2 separate regions of the Homo sapiens genome follow, and region 1 is linked to region 2. A link is a loop called in an ENCODE intact Hi-C map of the cell type or tissue named here. Cell type or tissue: sigmoid colon. All regions are shown on one strand. Links, peaks and the distances in the headings refer to the core of each region. The heading gives the core; the rest is flanking DNA.

What was found. Peaks named below come from ENCODE experiments on the same cell type or tissue, not always from the same donor. Only the 100,000 strongest peaks of a DNase experiment are listed, where the experiment ranks them.
Region 1: it touches region 2 in a loop (2.4-fold over the local background); 3 of 110 quality-filtered maps call a loop at or near these places.

What each region holds. Positions count from the first base shown.
Region 1 is chr5:72,690,912-72,693,828 of GRCh38, forward strand. All of the region lies in intron 5 of TNPO1-DT (TNPO1 divergent transcript), which reads right to left. Among named protein-coding and RNA genes, the nearest start is that of TNPO1-DT, 120 kb to the right of the region's middle. In sigmoid colon, for the core only: no CTCF peak of the experiment used is centred there; no DNase peak of the experiment used is centred there.
Region 2 is chr5:72,623,443-72,626,359 of GRCh38, forward strand. All of the region lies in intron 7 of TNPO1-DT (TNPO1 divergent transcript), which reads right to left. Among named protein-coding and RNA genes, the nearest start is that of ZNF366, 120 kb to the left of the region's middle. In sigmoid colon, for the core only: no CTCF peak of the experiment used is centred there; a DNase peak (open chromatin) is centred at 1,689; H3K27ac peaks cover 315 bases.

The DNA.
Region 1 (2,917 bases), core at 143-2,642, 67 kb after region 2:
GCACACAAGAAAAAACTTTTTTAAAAACATAAACACATGAAAGCCACAACACAAATGTGGCCAGCCTAGTTTCTCCATACAACATAGAGATAGAGTAAACAGAGAGGCAACTGGGATAGAAACAGAATGAACTTTGGAGGCTGGATGCAAGCCGCAGCTCCACTACTTTCTGAGCTTTGTGATAATTGGGCAAATTACTTAGCCTCCCTGAGCTTCCATTTCCTCCTGGGTAAAATGTATAGGAATTATTAAAGATCTGTATTTCCAATGATTCTAATTTAGTAGGTCCAAGGAATCTGCCAAAAATCTGCCTTTTTAACAAGTTCAATGTAGGTGGTTCACAGAACACATTCTGAGAAACATTGAGTAGGAAGGAAGTTAGCTAAGGAATTTCTAAAATGGGGGAAAGAGACCTCAAGCCCTTTACAATGTCTCTTCGGCTCTTCCTTCCCCCACTATACCCGCTTCCCCTTCCCCTTCCCTTATCTTCTCCCGCCTTGGAGGCACCACAGTTTTACCTCTCTGGCTCCAGTTTGGTCTTCTCCAAGTGAAGTCCTCCTATATCATCTTCTTTACCCTACATCCCACCCCTAATTCATCCAAGTTTTCCCACCGGTCTCTAACATAAAGCTCATGCTTCAGACAGCCCTGTCTGCACCTACAACACCTCCCACTTGCCCTTACTCTCTGCCTCCTGTTCAGAGCCCATCTCGGGTCCTCCTCTTCCAAGAAACCCTCCCTCATTATTCCCACCACCCTGAGATCCCCACTCCTTAAACGGTTTAGCATTTAACTCTACTTTGCATTATTCTCCTGGCCCCCTTGTTTTATTCTGAGCACCTCTAAATAAGCTCTGAGCCCCTTGAGGAGCAGTGATCTCTCTTTCCTCATATTCTCTGTGACACTTAGCATACTACTAGACACATAGTAGGCACCAACTCAACCTAAACTGACTGGCCGATTACTTAACTGACTTATTGAGGACGTCTAGATGAGATCACAGAAAGCAGCTCTGAAAGGGTGAGAACAAGTGTGGAGCTTATAGGTTGATGAACCCACTTAGGGGCTCTTGAGTAGCGTTGACCAATCTTTGAGGCTGTTTTAAATAATGAGCTGTTAGTTAAGTGGCAAGATAAAAGTAGAGTTCACAATAAAATCTAAAATGAATGAAAAGCAATGGGGAAACAGCTGCTGTCTCATGCTCTGTTGTCTCTTTGATGAGTTTCAATTAAAAATAGCCTTAATACATAAAATTCCCTGGCGAGTTCCCTTTATTGTCCCTTTAATATGTTACTAAGGAGTTATTGGTATCATTTCATGGCTCCAGCACAAATGCCTCTAGGATTTATTGCTAGGTTCACATCTCTGCTCTTTTATAGATTTCTTCCAAGAAGGGCTTGAATACAGGGCTCCCATTATACGTCCCTTGTGGTAGTTTGGCTACAGCAAGCTGCATCAGCAAATGGCAATAAAGCTCACCAAGGCAACAACGATTACTCACCAGCAGAGTTTGATTTAGAGCAGAATGTTTCTAGAAAGATTCTGATGTAACCCTTTTACTTCCATCTCCCAAGAACATAGAAATGGAAAAATCAATTACAGCTCTCGGGTTTCATATGTTGCTGAGTTTTGCCATAGCAGGAGGCAGGATGGTAAAAAATACACACACACACACACACCCGCACACACACTTCTCTTTAGACAAAGCCATTTTGCAAATAACTAAAAAACAGAGTGCTTCCAAAAAAGGTGGTATGTTTAATTAAGACAAATTACAAAGAAGTACTATTAGAAAGACCTTATTTTTATTTTATTTAAGGGCTTAAAAAAGCTTAAATCACAAACTCTTAGTTATGTCAACAGGCTGTCAATAAAAATCAGTAGGCTGGGGTCACTAGAGTCACTAGCGCACTCATCAGTCCTGGGTCTTTAACCAGTGGTCATTGTCAAAGCTCATTAGCTCGCTCTATATCCAGAGTGGAGACACCATCTATCAGTTACTGTTACTTCGTGACAAACCATACGAAAGAGAGCTTTAAATCCACCTGTGCTTTAAGCCTGGGAAAGAGAGGATAAATGTCCTCGGATATCAGCTCCAACAGAGAAAGTGTCTGCAGAAGGCAACAGGATGATTGTGTATGGGTTGGGCTGGGTGGCTGTTTTGTTTAAATTAACCAATGATTGCTGACTTCATTCTACAGACCTGACTTGCCCTTTCTGGATGTTTCCTAATCTCACTCTCCATAGAAGACCGAAAAATGAGTGTTGTGAAATTAGCACACGTTTAGTGACATTATAATTAGATAACTTTCCCCCTCGAAAGTCCAACTCCTGAATCACTAAACAGATGTGATGTCTGTTCAATGTTTATCTGACTGTAAAAGCAGAGAACAGAAACAATACACTCCTAATTATGCAATAGGGCATGACTCCCCTGACACACAGCCATCAGACACTGCCTTTCTTCATTTTAATACCCTCGGGTATTACAATTCAATAACTTCAGGTATTATTGCCCTTTCTTCTTTTTACAAAAATTAACAGATCATTTGAGCAAACATTTTATTCCCACCTTAGCCAACTTGTACTTATCTAAATGACTGCCATTCAGAATTGTATGATGGACCCCCTCCACCTACCAGATGCTCGGCAAAAGTCTTAGTTCATTAGATTGTCTAATGACCAACAGCAGTGCTTCCCAAACTTTATTGCATTTTCAGATCACCCGAGGATCCTGTTAAATTGTAGCTTCTGATTCAGGAAGTCTGCCGTGGAGCCTGAGAGTCTCCAGCTCTAACAAGCTCCCAGGTGATGCTGATGCTGCTGATCTGAGATGCACACATTGAGCACAGATAACCTTGATAATCTTCTCTAAAATTTCCAACAGAAAATAGAAACACAGTTACGTAATTGCATC
Region 2 (2,917 bases), core at 143-2,642:
GGCTTAGATTCCTCTCACCTGATCACTGCATCTAAATGAGAAAAAACGGAATCCCATTCACAATGCAAATATTACAGAAAACCAGAAACCATTCTGCCTTATAATCAAAACGAGAAAGCTGTTATTGTAGCTCTGCACCATTTCCAGAGGCTATTAATTCACTGCAAAACCCTGTCCTAAAATGAAAGCCTCGGCAGCATGACATTGTCTCTCCTAAAGAACCACTTTGTCTTAGCAGCGTCGCTTCCAAAGTCATGGATGAAGTTGGCTGACAAGAACTGATTTGGGCACTTTGTTCTGGTCACATACTTTTCTAGAAATAAAATATTAATGTGAGCCAGAGTGAGGCAGAAATTAAGTAATTCAGACAATGACTGCCTGGTGACATTTATTAGAGATAGAAACTATTAGAGTGCTTTTCTGACTTAATAGTATATTTTCTAATCATGATGAACTTCTTGAGGTAAGTCTAACACCATTAACTGTTGATTCTGAATATTTAAAGCATTGTTTGAAGAATCTCCCCAAGGGTTTAAATTTTTTTTTCCTTTCTTCCGTAGGATATTATATGGCAGCAAACTTCAAAGGATCCAACAGCGATTTTCAATTATATGTATTATTAGCTCCATAATCAGCCAGCATATTAAAAAGAGCAAAGGCAGTAACTTTGAGCACTTGGGATTGGCATCAGGTTTCAAAGTTACATTTGGCTCTTGTGCAGGGTAACAGACTTGGTGAAGATTTTTATTCCAGTTCTTTATTATTTTGTTTTGTCTCATTTCAATTCTCTACCAATGGTTTTCAAAGTTTCAGACAGCATTGTTGCCTTCACCCCAAGGTAAAAATCAAACCAAAATGTTTTAGGTGTTTCTTTCTTTTTTTTAATGATTTTTGGGTTCTTATACCACCAGTCTGTTTCTCTTTGTTTTTTCTCTTGGATATTTTTTCTTGAATTTTGGCATTCATTTTAATACATTGAATTATTAGATCATTGCTAGATCATTTCTAAAAGTATATAAAATTACACTGTCATGAATTTTAATGATGCTGATTGCCACTGATATAGCAAAACACAAAAGAGTTCTGATCATTGTAGGGCAATGATACCACCCTGAATTGAGAGTCCTGAGGAAATAGGATCAGTGCATCTGGAGGTTTATTTTTCCTTTTGGGCGGGGGGTGGTTTAAATGATGATTTCTAAGCACCATCTCCAATTTAACTGGAGACAGCACTCTCCATCTCCAATCCTCGCACTTCAGTGTCATAGCTCTGCTATGAGTCAGTTTCCCAAAGAGGGGCTGGAAATTTATTCGGAGTAGAAGAGGATGTTGCTTATACAAACAGTCACATCAATCAAATGCTCTGGAATTCAAAACAACTATAATGACTTGATTCATGGAAGAATGTTATGTGCTTTAAAAACCAAGGCAGCATTGTTAGGTTGGGGGGACAGGGACAGGCACACTAAAAAGAAACAGAGAAGAGGATGGGGCCTGAGATTGGACTAGGGAGGAGAGGTCTGATGCCGGGGCTCCATCCAAAGCAGGGCATGTTCAACTATTGGTATCTACTTCTCTGCAGTTTCCAAGAAGAAAAAGAGCTTCAAGCAACCAGCCTTTTACAGACACTCGTTCACAACCTCCCAGTGATTTACAACCACAGCCAGGGTGGTTATGGCTGGACCAGGCCCAGCAACCACTCTCAAATTTGGCCGTGGGGCAGCAGCCAAATTTCACAGGCTGGTTACAAAATTCATGCAGCATGGTGATCATCCTCAGGCTTAGAGTGAGTTGGGCATATTGAAAAATAGAGCAATGCTTCAGCTTTCATTTGCCACAAGGCAAATGCTCGGAGATGGCCCCAAGGTCAAGAGCCCCTTCCTCCCAGATGGCTGTCTTGACCATGGTTTCACAGGCAACTTTTGCCTTCAATTCTGCAGAACTGTGCTGGGGGCATGTACTACAGATGGCTTGTTGGCTCCCATTTTTCCCCTGTCCCCTTTATAATTTAGAAAGAGGCTTAGCTCCTTATCTAATACTTGGAATGTGATACTCAATGTATATTAACTGCTGAACTGAGAACATTTTTAACATTCTCAATTGTAAGATAGTAGGGGCAAGGCCTTAGTCAGCAAATAGAGGCTAACATATTTTCACCTACTAAAATTGCAAGATATTATGAAGTGTGGTAACAGACAATTCATAGCACTTCATGAGACATACAGGTTACATATCCAAAGTGTACCTCTCCTGCTTTATTGTGTCATTACAGACAACAGTTATATTTACTACAGATATCTACAGGTTGAGTGAGGAAAGCACTGCCAAGTTAAAAATAAAGATGCAGAAACTCACCAAACCCCGTCTCTACTAAAAATACAAAAATTAGCCAGGTATGGTGGCGCATGCCTGTAATCCCAGCTACTCGGGAGGCAGAGGTGGGAGAATTGCTTGAACCTGGGAGGCGGAGGTTGCAGTGAGCCGAGATCACACCACTGCACTCCAGCCTGGGCAACAGAGCAAGACTCCGTCAAAAAAAAAAAAAAGATGCAGAAACTCAGGTTAGCCCAGAGCCAGTGATTTTCCAGTTACAAATCAAAGCCTGGCAGAACTACACAGAGAAACCAATCCCTTCTAGTCCTTTGCTTTCTTATTTCACTGATGTTGATGGAGAGGATCAAGAGCTTGGTTTACCATGAGAGCAAAGGAAGAGTAGTGAAAATTTTACTGGTTCAAGTAATTTAAGACAATACAGAAATGCACTTTGCAAAAAGACCATCAAGAGTTTAGATCAACAAAATAGAGGGTGTTGGGTGTGCCAACAGGCCCCTAGCCTCTGTTTCACCAAAAAACCTCACCATAACCTGCAAAAAGAAGAATCCTTTGAATCCAAGTCTGTCTTAACCAATAAACAGGT